2 separate regions of the Mus musculus genome follow, and region 1 is linked to region 2. The links are chromatin loops, found by intact Hi-C in ENCODE. Cell type or tissue: heart. All regions are shown on one strand.

What was found. Peaks named below come from ENCODE experiments on the same cell type or tissue, not always from the same donor. Only the 100,000 strongest peaks of a DNase experiment are listed, where the experiment ranks them.
Region 1: a loop joins it to region 2, with 2.1 times the contacts of the local background. A loop is called at or near these places in 10 of 42 quality-filtered maps.

The regions. Positions count from the first base shown.
Region 1 is chr10:39,609,901-39,617,900 of GRCm38, forward strand. It overlaps Traf3ip2 (TRAF3 interacting protein 2), which reads left to right and starts at 3,034. Exons shown (of 9, transcript NM_134000.3): 1 at 3,034-3,446. Gm16364 (predicted gene 16364) reads right to left here and starts at 3,782. Exons shown (of 6, transcript NR_152259.1): 1 at 3,584-3,782. In heart, no CTCF peak of the experiment used is centred here; DNase peaks (open chromatin) are centred at 3,501, 4,201, 4,921 and 6,281; H3K4me3 peaks cover 3,075 bases; H3K27ac peaks cover 4,519 bases.
Region 2 is chr10:39,552,159-39,560,158 of GRCm38, forward strand. All of the region lies in intron 13 of Fyn (Fyn proto-oncogene), which reads left to right. It overlaps Gm16364 (predicted gene 16364), which reads right to left. Exons shown (of 6, transcript NR_152259.1): 3 at 7,726-7,978; 4 at 6,322-6,554; 5 at 5,807-5,941; 6 at 3,913-5,127. Among named protein-coding and RNA genes, the nearest start is that of Gm40627, 34 kb to the right of the region's middle. In heart, a CTCF peak has its summit at 3,682; DNase peaks (open chromatin) are centred at 5,903 and 7,424; H3K4me3 peaks cover 592 bases; H3K27ac peaks cover 6,621 bases.

The DNA.
Region 1 (8,000 bases), 58 kb after region 2:
AGCTTTAAGATCCTTTTCCTAGCCAGTCTTCTGTCTGCCTTTGGAACAAGATGCAGAACTCTCAGCAACAAAGTCTTTCATATTCCTACAAGGATGGCCCATTAAGTCCCACTTAAAGCATTCCATTGCATTTAAAATCCAAAGTCCCAAAATCCACATTCTTCCAAACAAAAGCATGATCAGGCCTATCACAGTAATACCCTAGTCCCTAGTACTAACTTAGGGTTTTATTGATGTGAAGAGACAGTATATCCAAGGCTGACTTATAGGTTCAGAGGTTCAGTACATTATCATCAATGGAAGAATTGCATCATGCAAGTAGACTTGGGGCTGGAGAGCCTAGAGTTCTACGTCTTGATCTGAAGGCAGCCAGGTGGAGACTCATTTATGCAGGCAGCAAGGAGGGTCTTTTCCATACTGGGCAGAGCCTGAGCATAGGAGGCGGTAACATATGACATACTTCTTCCAACAAGGTCACACCAACTCTAATAAGGCAATATATCTTAATACTGCCACTCCCTATGGCCGATCATTCAAACCACCACATAGTCTAACTTTCTGAAACAGTAATGCCTAACTAAACACTTTCTTTTCTGAGTTGCCTTGGTGATGGTATCTTCTCACAGCAACAGAAAGGCAACCAAAACAAGCCCTAGAACTTGGCAAACATAAATCCTTTACATCTGGATTTTTTTGTTTGTTTGTTTGTTTTGGTTTTGGTTTTTTTTTTTTTTTCCAAGACAGGGTTTCTCTGTAGCCCTGGCTGTCCTGGAACTCCCAGCACTTAAGAGGCAGAGGCAGGCGGATCTCTGAGTTCAAGGCCAGCCTGGTCTACAGAATGACTTCTGGACTTTTTAACTCAGCGTGAGATGGTTAGCCCATGTCTTGACACCACGACCTGCTCCTTTTGACTTTGACAGCAGCGATCCATGTGTAAACACAGTAAACACAGACCCAAGTGACTGGCAGCCATGGCCATGCCTGTTTACTGCTTCCTTCCTTCCCCTCTTGAGTGTTGTCAAGAATTGTATAAAGAAAGGGAAGTACCTCAGCTGCACTCAAACTTGTAGGAAACAGTCCAGAGCCAAGCAGCCGAGGGAGGAAAGACACTACAAGCGAGACAGCTCTGGCTGCTCCACAAATTAGCTATGTGCCCTTCTAGAAGCTACCAGGTGTCTCTTGAGTGTTGTGTTCTTCGAAGGCACAGCGCAAATGGCAGCTTCTGCACCTCTCGGGTCTGCTTGAAAGTTAAAGGTTAAAGGTTAAAGGTTGTTAAAGGTGTGCAAAGGTCCTCAGGAAAGAGCTGCTCCCTGGAGGTTACACACGAGCATCCAGACAGCAGTGGATAGCATCTGGGAACCTGAGATGTTGATGTCCCAGTCCTCAGGCATGGCCTCTGTCATTCCTTTCAGTCTAAGCTTGCCAGGCATGCGCAGACAGAAGTTTCTCGGCGCAGGAGACTCTCTATAAACAGTTTACATCCTTGGGCTGCTTTCCAGGAGGGGCCCAGCAGATGCTCTCAGCAAGGAGCTGTTATCCCATTCCCCAAACTCAGGATGGATTCAGAGAGGAGGGGTGCCCAGCAACCTCAGACAAGCCTTAGGCTTGCTGCCTTTCCCCCAGGCCACAGCTCTCATTGGGTGGAGACTGGCTGTCCTGACTCCTCATGGAAAGGGTTCCAAAGGCAGAGGTTTCCAGAAACTACTCTGAGGCTCATCTCAGCCCATTTAAGGACAGCTATGAGAAATGAGTTCATCTTCTCTCCTCTACCACCCCTTCCATGCCTTCCTTTCCTGTTCTCCTTTCAATGCTGACAGCTGCCCCTCCCCAATTACCCTCGTTTCAGCCACTCCACAAGGAGTGTTGTTTTCCCCCAACCCCTAAGATCTAATAATAATGTTCGAGGCAGAAAGTTCAAGGCTGAGCTAATAAATATGGGACTATCAGGCCTGTGTTACCAGGCTCAGCTACAGCCATTTCTGACGTGATGATCCAACAGGTATACAGTGACTGCCTACAATGTCATAAGCAGTGTCCTACATGCTGGGGACACCTCTCTCTCTCTGTCACTACATATATATATATATATTGTCAAGAATAATGTTTTATTAAATAATTTCTCAAAGCCACCTTCCCATGTTTGTACAAATAATACAAATGAATACAAATTTTCATTGTTTTAACAGCTAAGTAGTACTTCATTGTAAGAACACACCACAATGTGTACCACTTTATTATAAAGTTTTAAAAACAAGCCACATTCCCTTTGTTTATAATGTGTGGTACAACTTTAAGTGTAATACTTAGGCAGACCTGGGGCAATCTGATTGAGGACATTTTGGGCAATGTTCCCTATGCAAGAGTGGAGAGACTGGACTGGCTCAGTCTGAGACACTTTCTATGGTAGAGGGGGGAAGTTCAGTGGCTGCGATCAGTGCTGGCTGGTGGCCTGAGAGTTCACACCCGGACTGGCTCCCATCACCCTCCAGTGCTTTAGAAATAACCTGGATTTATATTACCCACACATAGCATGGTGCCATTGTTCTGCCTCCAGGATCCCTGTCTGTGCAATAAATTCTGTAGTGTACTGAATAAACAAAGGGAAAAGAAAGAAATAAACTTAAGATTGTGAAATGAGAGCCAGGCAGTGGTGGCACATGCCTTTAATCCCAGCGTTAGGAGGCAGAGGCAGGGGGATTTCTGAGTTCGAGGCCAGCCTGATCTAGAGAGTGAGTTCCAGGACAGCCAGGGCTACACAGAGAAACCCTGTCTCGAAAACAAAAACAAACAAAAAAGCAAAACAAACAAAAACCCAAATCAAAAGATTGTGAAATGAGAAGTCAGAGGTGTGTGTGTGTGTGTGTGTGTGTGTGTGTGTGTGTGTGTGTGTGTGATACAGTCCTGCACAGGGCTGTAGGCAGTGAATCCTTTGCCCCATAGTTACAGGCAGCAAATCTGTTTTGGTGAGTTAAAAAACACAGTTAAAAGTTCTTGCTTCATATTCCCTCCCATTATCAGGCCCAGGCTCGTTTGAAGCTGCTCAAGAATAAGCAGTGTGAAGACCGCAAGTTCTGTCTCCGGGAGACACCTTCTCAGGCGCTGCAGTAACCCAGAAGCCCGGGGCATTCCTCACAGTTTCTTATCTGGGTGGTAAAAGCAGGATGCAGCCTAATTGGTTGCTGGTTCTCTCTGGTGAACGCAAGAGGTTTCTGTTTTAAGAAATAAAGTGACTTCTTGGCGGTTGATTCACTGCCCCACGGGGAGAGGCTGAGCAGAGGCTTCCTCTCCGTAGAGATTTGCATACAGCATCCACTTCCTGCTCGAGAGCCTGCTCCACCACTTACCTGGGACTGGAGAGGGCGAGGGAGGTCTGAGCGGCCCAAGGTGGATCCCCGTGAGCAGAGCCAGCGACCACCCCCTGGGCCGTCTGTCGGTGGCGATCTTAGGTAAGTGAACTCACTGGTGCCTGGCTGCTCTGACCTCTTTAACCACTGGCCGGCTTTCCAGTCCACTGGCTTCTCTGTTGCCACAAGGTCCTGATCTCACTTCCCTCCGCCCTCCGCCCTCATGCCCCCACCTTTACCTTGTCCATCTGGAGGCCAGTTTGAGCTGAGACTGTGACAGAGTTCCAGCAGGAATGTGGCGCCAGTTTAGGGTTTCTCTCGGGCAGGCCTGGCTGAGTTTAACTCTATAAGGAGAGGCACACAGCACTACACGCTGCCGGGTTGGAGTTTTCAGTACTCATAGTCAGCCATCAAGAAATCAAAGTACGCAGTGAGTTCAGGGCCAGCCTGGGTGACGTAGCAAGAACCTGTCTTTAAAAACGAATCAAAACTGTTTCTCCAAGGAGGGAGCCATGGTAGAAAGGATTAAGTACTTGGCTTTCAGCCCAAGACACGTCAGGGACTGCGGGAAGGCCAACTCCCAGTTTTTCTCTATTTTATGCTGGGGGAAAATACCAGCCTCACATTCTTGGGTCAGAAAGTGCTCGCCGCCCCCCCCCCACATTCCCCCCCCCCCCAGGCCTCCATTTCCTTTAGCCAGTGGTTTGCTGGGTCTGGATGGTGCTGGGGAGGCCAGAGAAGAAACACTGGATCTTGGAAGCTGCCTTCTCTGTGACTTCCTAGTTCACAGTGGCCTCTTAGACTAGAGACTTTTTCTAAGGGTGTCGTGGAAAGAAACCAAATTAGTAATTGAAAAAAGCAGAAAACGTGCTTCCAAGTTCTCCCTCCACTTTGGTGTGGGTGCATCTCTTAGGCAATTCTCTTTGGCTCCCAGATGCCTGGATTTCTTCATCCACAAAGTGTGTGTGTGTGTGTGTGTGTGTGTGTGTGTGTGTATACATATGTGTGCACTCACACACTAACATGATTATGTCTAAATTCTTTTCTAAGAAACCAAGGCCAGGGTAGTCCCAGAAGGGTACTACCATAATGGGTGGTCTCTAAAACTTGTTTTGTTTACTGATTACTACACATATATATTTTACCCCTGCTACTAGTGCATTAGGAAGGCCTTTGCTTCTATTTTTCCAGCCCCCAGAACCTGGCATGTCATCAGATGCTGTAGAGGCACTCAATCTTGCACGTAAACTTTGAAAAAAAGTTTTTTTTTTTTTTTTCTCAGTTTCCCTCATCTGCTTTCCAGGGTGAAGGTCAAGCAGCTGTCAGGGCAGGCAGCCTGTGGTGGGGTGGTGGGGTGGTGGGGTGTTGGGGTGTTGGGGTGGTGGGGTGGTGGTGAGGTGGGGGTGGGGTAGCAGCTGCAGCTCTGCAGGAGAGCAGCCTAGAATCCAGCCATCATTTCTGGCTTTAACCACGCAGGGGGAAATGGGATTTCTTGAATTTAGCTCATGTCCCATGTGTTTACTGAGAGTCAAGGCAGGCTCCAGAGCTGGCAGACGATCCTGCTGCAGAGGCCAGGAGCTGGATCGGAAGGCACTCCAGGCCCCAGCAGTCCGTGTGTGGGCCTTTAATGGGAGGAGGGGAAAGGGAACAGAGCAACCACCCAGCACCATGTAAGGCTGGTGACTATGATTAGAGTCATCACCAGCTGGCAGATACGCTGGGTTCTTAACCTTTTCCAAACCACTGCTTTAAGAAACGTTATTATTGTTTCTTTTGAGCAACTACTTACTGTCAATACAGTTCCAGGAGCTTTGGGTATTGCTAAATTCTCTGTAGGGAATCCAGGCTCTGGTCTATAGCCTCATTTCTCTGTATTCTGGAATAAGGGCACGTTTGCTTGTGGTGAGTTCCTGATTCTTATTTCAAATCCTGAAGTGTTATCATCTGAAAGTGGGGTAGCAGCACTTTGATGGTAGAAGTGCCACCACAGCCACTCTTAATGTGGTGCTGCTCTCCCCAGTCATTCCACACAGGACAAGCGTTAGGGGGCAAATGATGCAGCCATTCTGACAGGTTCACTTTGTGGGGCCGCCTTAAGCAGGAGGGAGGGTCAGACAACGTTGCAGGATACTGTGGGACAAGAGAGTTTCTTAGCTTAGTGATTCTCAGAGGGCCCGAAGACACACAGTGTTCGAGCCTGCACGTCCCTGAATGAAGGGATTAGTGACTTTCAAATACACTGAAAATTAAGAGGAGAAAGCCCTATTTTCAGGCATCAGCAAGATAGATTACGGTGGCGTAGTTTGTCTAAATTAAATCAATGTCTTTCGTGTTGCAGAATGGAAATCTCAGATCCTGAATTCAAATCATTTTCTGCAGCAGGCAATTTTAGATTAGCTTTAAAAAGCATATCTGTATGAACTGTAGGCTCTAGGAAAGGATGCAGGTGGAGGTGTGGTCAACTTCCAGGTCCTTCCGTAGCCAAGTAAATGACCCTTAAACTTTGATCCTCTTTATCAAAATAGTCCAGCTGACCTTCCACAAGAAGCATCGGATGGCTGGAATCTAGACGCTGTCCTCCAGGCCTCTCCTATTTCTTCTCAATGTTCTGTCTCCCAGATAGTTTCAGTCATGAAACAGGGTTTCCTCTCCCCGCTCCCCTCCAGTGTTCCTTGTCTCCTGCCCAGCTCTGGGGGGCATCCCAGAGCCCATGTGTACTCCAGACTCGGTGCTCTGCCCACTCTTCTGTGTACAGGTGTGCATGCAGGTGTGTGCTGCGTGCAGGTGTGTGCTGCGTGCAGGTGTGTGCTGAAGGTGTGCCCCCAGGCCTTCTTGGAGACAGACCATAGACTAGAAAGCAGCCAAGGAAGGGTGGGTTTCCATCCAGTGGCTGCCCTTAGCATGTTGCCACTTTGGCTCGATTCCCTCATGGCATTGCTGAAAGCAAGATATTTGGGTAGATGGGAGACCCTCGTACAGCCTGTTCCCTTTGAACACCCGGCAGACCCAATCTGCATGGGGTCTTGGCAACTCCCTCAGCAATGCAGGACACCTGGCTCCTCTGCCGTGGTGGAACCCTGTGCCCAGCCTTCTACTGCTCCTCTCAGGCCTAATGCCCATCTCTGAACTTTTCCTATCCCAAGTCATCTGCCTCGACATCCTGGCCAGTGGCCCACTCTACACCGGCGTGCCTCTCCCCTGCGATCCTTCCTGACCTGCCATGCACACAGACTACAAGGTCTTTCTCCCATAGCGGTAACGATCCCAGGCTTTTTCCTCTCTTCCATCCCCTTCCTGTCCCTTCCGCTTCACTCTGTGGCCTGAACTGAGTTAGGAATCACAAACAGATGCATTAGAAAGGCCACCTTATGGGAAGCAGGCAGGCAGGCGGGCAAGCAGGCAGGAAGGTGGGCGGCCGGCCGGACAGACAGACCATGGCAACAAAAGCTCCTGAACTGGCTTGAAGTTGTTTCTCTCCATGTTTCTATCACCAGCTTTCAATGTGGTAGGCAGTCTGTTCCCAGAAGTCTTCCTCCCCATTTCAAGTTCAGCACTAAGTCCCAAGTCCACTTTGCACGTCAGAGTGTTATGACTGCCCTCAGCCTGTTGTGAGTCTTCCTCGTAAGATCCAGCAAATGTTCCCTTGTCTCCAAGGCTCACACCACCTCAAAGTCTCTGGTAAATCATCGTAACGGAACAGCTTCTCTCTCAGGCAAATTCTGCCAGCAAGCTTGGAAGTGTTTGCTCACTGGGGTTTGAATCACTCAGGTGAGCCAGACAGTTCCCTCCAAACTAATCTACTACTAGGGAAACCAATTTGATGGTAATTTGCATACATTTGGGCAGTAGACAAAGAAATTTACAGATAGTTTTAAAGATCTGTGATTAGACATACTAAAAAAAACCCTATTAGTCTTTGGGGCCAGCGAGATGACTCGGCTTGTAAAGTTACTTGCCACCAAACCTGACAACCTGAGCTTGATGCTAGGAATCCACATGGTGTAAATGGAGGACAGATTCCTGACCAATTGTCTTCCTGGGTGCCATGGCATCTCAGTGCAACATATAAACAATCAATAAATGTAAGAAGAAAATTCAAATTATTCTCTGGAGAGTAAAAAATACCTTGAGAATCTATGACTGAAAATATCTGATCCAGATCTGGTGGAGGGTGGCGCATGCCTTTTGTTCCAGCACTTGGGAGACAGAGGCAGGCAGATGTCTGAATTACAGGCCAGCCTGGTCTACAGAGTGGATTCCTGGACAGCCAGAGCTACCTAGACGAAACCCTGTCTTGAAAAACCAAAAGAAAAGACAAGACAAGAAAATATCCAAATTAGAGTTTAGGATCCTCCCAATTATTAATGCATGTATTATTAATGCATGTTTTTATTTCTTATGCTCACCTGGAATATGCTGTTGTATGCCTTTAGGACTCTTCAACTCTATCAGTAACCCAGACAGTATTTAAAAAATAAAAAAAATAAAAAAAAGTTCAGGCCTAGGAAGATGTCTCTGTAGGGTAAAGTGCTTTTTGCCCAAGTTTCAGGACTGGAGTTCAGACCCACAGAGAGCACCCAAGAGCCAAGCGGGTGTGGCAGCCCTCCTGGAATCTCCAGTGCTTGGGAGACAGAGCCAGAAAATCTGAAGAGCAAA
Region 2 (8,000 bases):
GACATAAAGGACACGCACCATTTCGCCTCCACACTTTACTGGTTTCAGGGCAGGGACGGTCTGCTTTGTGAAATGTTAAGGACATATTTTTCAGTTACTGCTGAGCAAAGAAAGAGCATAGCTGGCTCACTCCCTTCATTCCCTGCCTCTTAAAAAGGGAGAAAAGAAAAGGCCCACAGTGATGGCACCGATAGTAGAGATTAATGAGGAATGTAGGGCTCTTGCAAATCCTGGGCTTGTAATCATATCTCTGCAGTCAGAGGAGCCAGCGAGAGCCGATTAATTTGTAATCCCTTTGTTCATTTTGTCTGATTGTTTCTGGTCATCATCAGAGAACAGAGAAGTGTTCATAAAGAGCCCCTCTGTCTAGGCTAGTACAGCCTCAAGACCTCTAAGGGAGGAAGATTGGCACTGAGGCAGGATTCACAAGTGCCAGGCTCTGAAGCCCCAGCCCAGCATTGGGAGGTGTGGGTGTGTGCGTCTTCTTTATTGCTGCTGCTGCTGCTGCTGTGGCTGCGGCTGCTGCAGCGGCTGCTGCTTCCGGCATGCACAAGTGGGCAGACACTCTGGGAATAGTCAACTGGCAGAGAAGAAAGGGCTGCCCAGGAGGGGGTGGGGCCCAGCAGGGGTGCTTTTGAATTGCTTCTCAAGGATGAAAATATACCGTCTCCAGGTTTTAAAAGTGAGAAGGCACTTTTTAAAAATTATTATTGTCTATATTTTGAACTAATTTCTTCCTGATCTCCCCAGGTTTATAGACACCCGGTGTGTTAAAAGCAATCACAGGAAAAGGTTAATGTTGTTTTGCATTTCCGTGAAGCTTTCTCTTACAGTAACACAAAGATGCTTTTTGTTCTTGGGTCACACACACACACACACACACACACACACACACAGAGGCCAAGACAAAGAGGTGGGTGTGGGGGCTCAGAAGAGGAAGTATTTGGAGACCGGGGTTTTGTCAGGTTGGGTTTTAGCACAAAGAAAATAACCTAGGTTTACAAGTCTGAGTGGATGCCTTCACTCAGCATCATTTTGTGTGGCCTGGCCTAGCATTTGTTCCCTTGGGAAGTAGCACAAATGAGCCATTCAGCTCTCAGGTGGCACTGATGAGTTCCTGTCCCCGAGCAGGTACTATTCGAGCTGGAGGGAAAACCATGAGCCACTAAATAGTCCTGCCCTCACGGAGCGTTACTGCGGGAGAGTGTTTGTGCCGTGCTTATGGAGGGGAGGTTACTTAGATGGGCAGACTGTGTGTGCTCCCCGACCTGAGTTCTCATTATATATATGGCAGAATCGGGGACACAAGATAGCCCTTCATTGAGAGACCCATGAAGAGAGCAGAGGAGTTAAGTGAGAACTGGGTCCAGCAGAGTATGTGTATTTACTATGCCTTCCATGACTGCAGCTGCCTGCAGGGGCCATGGGCAAGGGAGAAGGCAAGTAAATGAGACCATGGAGAGCAAGAGGCTCGCTCACGATGAACAAGATGTGTCGTCCTGCCTGTCACCCGGAAAAGCTGCAGAGACTGTAGGGAGGGTCTGAGACGATGGATGAGGTGACGTCCTTGATGGCCTTAGAAAGGGGACCGAGCCAGTTGTGAGGGGTCTGTGTGCTGCCGTGAAGAGCCATTGGAGCCTGGCAGGTTGACTTGATGGCCCAGAGAGCTGCCTGCAGCAGAGAGGCCATTCCAGACCTGTTCTCATAGCCACGGACACTGCTTAGTTTTATTTTGTAACTCAGCTACTCAGTTGGGCTTCTGAAAGTGACAGAAACTCTAAGGGAGGAGCTCCTGCAGAGACATTATAGTTACAGGGTTGCTAGCCTAGCAGAGGGTAGCACTTAGCATTGTCCACATGTCACCATGGTTGTCGCTGTGGCCCAGTCGGCCAGCCTGTGCTGAGTGCTCACCTTGCTTCAGCCCTCCTGCACTGGATCTCCCATTCCCTGCTGGTGGGAGTCCAGGAGAAAGTCCAGGTCTCTGTGTATCAGATGCTTCCATTATGCACTTTGACACACTAATTTCTCAGTTTCCTAGAACATATTTTCATGTAATTCTCTTCTCAAGAATGGAAGGTGGTGATAAACTTGCCTGAGTTCTTTCATACCTGAGATTGGCCCTTTGTCCCCACGTCACATAGGAAAGTGCTCTGGCTCATAAGTGACAGTGAAAGGAGATGGGGGCTGACTTACAAATGAGCTTGGCAAAGATCCCCAGACATTTCCACCCAGCATGTAAGTCAGTGCAGTCAGCGTAGAAGGGAGCCTTGGAGAAGAACTGAGTGATGCTAGAGGCGTGGCCAGATGAAGGGCAACCTAGCACTGAGTAGGCGCTGCTGGTGTCCTCAGGCTGTGCTCACTGAACTGACCAGAGACGGAGGAAGGAAAGAAGGACACACTGAAACTGAACAAGGCCTTGAAGCCGTAGAGGAATATTGAAGTGTTGTCCTGAGGTTAAAGGGAGCTGGTCAGGTCCCTATCCACTTCCAAGATGGGTGACAGAGACGGACACCATTGCAACGCACAGCTCGCCTGCTGCAGCCCTGTGGGCTAAAAATGGGGTCCCGCATCCTGCCCAGGGCTCAGGCTGCTGGGTAAGGCAGGACATGGGAAGTCTGACTTGGTGCACCCCATGCCACTGTCAGGCTTGAGAAGCTGCAGGACCCTGCTCTGGGGGCAGGGTAGCTCATTCTGAGGTCTCTGCGGACCTGCCGGGGTTGGCTTGGGGTCCCCGGGCCTGCACAGAGGCTGAGGACAGCAGGTTCTAGCTCTTGGGTACCACAGAATGCCTCAGAAGAGCTGAGAACAGAGTAGGGGCCTTAGGGGCTGGCTCTGGAAAAGAGTGGGAAGAGAGCTCAGGCTGGTTCCCGAGGGGAGGAGAGTCTTTGGCTTGCTCAGTGGTCAACTCAGGTTGGTTAAAAGGGTGGCTGAGAATGCAGAGAGGCCTTCTGTGTGAGATTAGGTTCTGTTCTTTAGAGCATTGTTCCCCACTGCGGGTCCCCATGAGAAGAGACAGTCCATGGTCTTAAGGTGTTTAAAGAGAAGGAAGAGACTAGGGAAGTAGAGACCGGCCATGGCCACATTGGAGGGAGGGGGGTGCGGAGAGGAGAGCAAGAGAGAAGCAACCCAGAAACAGGAGTAAGAGAGGGAGTAGGGGGCAAACATCCCTTTTGAAACCTGAGCTTGCCAGGTAACGGTGGGGAGGAGCATATCTGGCTGTTGCCAAGTAACCGTGGGGGTGGAGTCCAGACAGAATACCAGGAGCTTGGGGCCCTGTGTGACTGGTGGCCACAGAATTATGGAGCTGGGGCCTCATGTCAGGAGCCCAGTGTCTGGGGGCGTAGCAAACGCCTTCTGTCCCTTGCAGGAACACCTGCTGGGTCTCCAGGGTTTAAACCTAACTCAACCAGAAAACAGGCTGCCTTTCACAGTCCTAGACAGCCTATCAGCTGTGCCATCCTTGCTGGAGTCCAGCCTGCTTTCTGTATGCAGCGCTTTAAGTGTTCTTTGCATCGAGATTAGAACTGTGTTTAGGCTAAGGGATTGTTGTATGTGCGCAATGGTAATGCTGGCGCCAAAGCTGTTTCCTGAGCTTGCTGAGTAAAATCGTAGCTTTGCATTTTAGCATGACATTTCACCTCTAGAAGCTTTCTCAAATTCTTTCCCCCTCCGCCTTCCCTGCCCCTGCCTGTATCAGGCTGTCACCACTGGGTGGTGACCTCCTAATGGAACTTCCTGCCCCCCCCACCCCGTTCCTCTCCCTTCCTCCCCTCATCCTCCACCATTTTGTCATTGTCGCCAGCAGAAATGTTATCCTGGAAAACAGATGAATTATCTCACTCTGGTCCTGATTAAAGATGCCAAGGGCTCTTGCCCTTGCCCTCCAGATAACTCCAGAAGGCCGCACCCTGCACAAGTCCACAAATATTTATTGAATGCCTGTTATGCATTGAGTGCTTTTCCAGACCCAAGGATTATAGCAGTGAAGTAACACGAGAGTTCCTGCCCTCAGGAACGTTTTTTTTTTCTTGAAGAATATAGGCAATACAAACCAACAAACTACACTCACCCTGGCTAGTAGCATTGAGTGGAGCAAAAGAGGAATGTGGTTAGGAGATGGTGACAGTGGAAGTCACTAAGAGGTGCTCGCTGACTATAACTCTGATAGGAGCTAGCCTTGGGCCAGGTGGGTGTCTAGGGGCACTGTGCCACCTGCAGGGAGCCAAGGAGCCAGGGAGCCAGAGGCCTGGAGCGATGACTGGTGGCTTGTGGGGTTGTAAGCAAGCATGCTTTTTACTCTTTTTGTTGGGGTTTAGTTTTGAGCTTGTATTCTCGTTACAATGTTTCTCCTTGGCCTTTCCTCCTTCTAAACCTTCCTAGTTACCCCTCCCCACACACTCTTTCAAACTCATAGCCTCTTTTTTCATCAGTTGATATTGCATGCATAGATGTGTCTGTATACACATGCATATATATTTCTAAATACAGCCTGCTAAGTCCATACAGGGTTGCTTGTGTCACCATTCCACACTAGATGACGAGTTGGTGTGCTTTTCCCTGGGGAGGGCCACCTCTCGCTCCAGCTTCACTCAGTTGCCAATAGTTTTTGTGTAGGGTTCAGGTCTCATTGGGCTTTTTTTCCATTCAGTTGACATAACCATTGGTGTCCTCCTTCGTCAGGTCATGTTTAGGCAGTGATGCTGGTGAGACTTTACAGGCGTAGCTTCTGATGTTACTAGGAGACAAAACCTCACAGAATGCTGGTCCCCTGGCTCTTAGAGTCTTTCTGCCTCCTCTTTGCAGTGTCCGGAGCCTTAGGTGTAGCTGTGTATTGTAGGTGTGAGTGTTCTCCTAACGTGTGTGCAGTGAGCAGTGTGAGGGGAAGACTTGACTTCGGGTGTCTCTGCTGTCTCTCTCCCTTTACATCTTGGACACCCCAAGGAATTTGTCTATGACAGCATCTCACTGGGTTAGCCGAGAAGTGGCTATGTAGACCAAGCTGACATCAACCTCACAGAGGTCTCTCTGCCTGCCTCTGTCTGGAACTCCCGGCAGCTCTGCCTTCCTTGAGAGGAACGGGGCATCTTCCATGTTCTGATTCCCAGCAGTGTCTGCCCACAGTAGACTCTGTAGAAGCAAATAAAGGGAATGTGTGAATAAAAGGGGAAACATTTGAACTTTTTTTTTAAAAAAAAAAAAAAGGAAGACTCATAGGTTTTTAAACATTTTTAAAGCTGCCCCATAGCCTCCAGAGCCTTATAACTCTGCCCGGTTATCCTCACATATGGCCAACACGGGGTGAGTGTTCCCAGCCGCAAGGTAGCCTCTGTCCCCAGAGTTCTGAGAAGTTGACCCCACGTTCAAATTTCATATTCCAGTAACCCGATAGGCAGAATGTCCTGGCCATGCCAAGCCGTGGCCCTCGACTGAACACCTGCTTGTGTGCTGGCGGGATCTGGCAGAACAGGGCTCTTCTCTTAAGCAAATCTGTTTGTCTGTGCATTGGAAGCCTCCTCAAATCGTTCTTTCAGCAAGTGTCAGCTGCTTAACTTCCTTGAGCAGAACTAGTCACTTGGTAATGACCTGGAGGAGTAAGGTGAGCAAGCAAAACTGCTCGCACCTCCTGTAAAGAGCCAAGCGCCCGCTCTGCCCCCTCCCTCCCCCCCCCCCCCCCCCGGCATGATCACATGCCATGAAGACAGGTATTCTTGTGTTCAAGCTGCTGACAGGGGCAGACTCCCTCAAGGAGGCAAGTGTGGACTGTCCAGGTAGAGGGGCCATGAGAAACAGTCTGAAAACAGCTGACCTTAGCAGTGCATGATGGGTCCTCTGCCTCCGCAGCCCATGGGCCCCAGGGCCAAAGCACTGCAGTACACTGTGTTCCTTCAGAGAGCTCGGAATGCTGTCTCCTCCCCTGCAAGGTTTCTCTTGGCTGACGTGGCTGATAAGGGGAAGAAAGGATAGGAGGCTGTCCGTGAAGCTGGAGGGCATAAGAAGGGGCAGTCTCCCAGTACAGCCTGAGCGCAGCGCTCTGCCGCTGTCTGGTCTTAGCTGTGGTCAGGCCCCTGCCTCCCACACTGGCACCTTCACCCTCTTTTTTCACTCCTCTCTTCAGAGGACAGAGGAGTTCTTTGTAGCACTGTATTATCGAAAGCTCAGGCTTGGAATCCCAGCACTTGGGAGACAGGAGCAGGATTATTACTGTTAGTTTCAGGTCAGCCTGGGCTACGTAGCAAGCCCTTGTCTCCAAAAATAAAGAAAAAGAAAACAAGAAAGGAAAAGCCCAGAAAGTATAATGCTGCATTATCCACTTCAAATCACCTTTGTGTGCCGCAGCTCTCCCAACCAGCATTTCTGATTTTATTAATACAGCGGTTTTAATAAAAACTGCTGCCCCAGGTGACTGGTGAGGGGGCTAACAGTAAACAAAACTAGTAATTATTGTCTTCTCAGGGTCAGTCCTTCATCTCCATCTGTACCCTCTGGTCAGTATCCCTCTGCTCCACATTTGTACTCTGATCCATGGAGTGGCTCTCCAAACCTCCTGGTTGTTCCTGTAAGATAAGGGAAAACACTGGGTAATCTGATAACACATGCAGCGGTGCACTGCAGGCTCGCTGAGCAAGCACCATTAACTCCACTGGCCTCTCTCTCAGCACCCGTGTGGCAGCTCACAACAGCAAGCAGACAGATGGGTTTTTAAGAGAGCTTATACAGGGAAGCAAGGGGCCTGAGACAGAAGGCCCCATCCATACACAATATAGTATCATTCTCTTTGAATGAAAAGCTCAGTTCGAAAAAGAAATTTGATATCAGATAGCCTGAGTATCATCTCCATTGTTAAAACATTTATTTACACCATGCAGTTGTCCCGATTCCCACAGCCATGGTGAAGTCCACGCATGACTAGAAAATAAACCACAGACTACAGGTACGTCTGCTCTGAGGTCCCTTGAGAAGCCACACAAGTGGGAAGCAGTAAAGTATTAATACTTTTTTGGTGAGACCTTGTGCTAAGGTGATGGATAAGGTGTTCTGTTAACAAAAGGAGGCGCTGAGGCTGGAGCAAATCGGGTCCCCTGCCAAGAGGTACAGAGTCTGGAAGTGACATCTGTTCGGCGTTCTGCCTGTTGAAGTGGCTTTTGTTCCTTTCCTCAAGAGCCAGAAAGAAAAGTGAGGAGGGTCTACTGAGTTCTTGGACAGCTCAAAGAATAATACTGATGCCTACAAGAAGAGGAGAGGCAAGGACCCAAAGGATAAGGGAAAGAAAACATGGGTACATATGACAGTCTGCGTGGCAACTGCACAATGTCTGAGTTTGAAGGAAGAGTTGGAGAGCTGACTTCTCGTGTTTGAGAAGGAAGCCAGCAAAATGACTCAGAAAGAATAATACAGAGATCATGTCAGGAAGTGAGTGCAGTCCACTTGGCCAGAGGCTCGCAGCTACAATGTTTTAGGCAGAAGGACTGGAGCTGTTACAGCCATGACCATGTTTGAAAACATGAAAGAAGGAGTTGAAGGGACATCTCAGAGCAGCAGGTTGTGGAGTTCTGTGAACTCAGGCCCATCACCTGGGTCCTCGGAAAGAGTGGAGACATGCTGTTCTCCTGAGCTCTGGAGCAGAGGAGAGCTGAGATCAAACTGGGTAACGGAAGGGTATTTTTTAAGAATATTATCATGCATGGTGTACTTAATTGAAGTACTGTTTATGAATGGCAAACTCACTGAGTCCTTGCTGAGCCAGAACATCTTGACCATTGCAAAGGTTCACTGCAGAAGTGGCAGGTTTGCAGGGCCGCCCACCCACGTGTGTTCTGGCCTTTGGTTGGTTGGAAGACAGCTATTCTGTTGCACTCGTCACTCAGTCAGTTGCAGTGTCTACTCTTTTGACAAAGCTGCCGTTGGTATGTGTCTGTTTCAGCCAGTGCGTAGAATTGTTCATATATTCCCTGGACTTTGGGAGGTCTGGAGAGAGTACCTGGAAAAATAAAAGGAGAAAT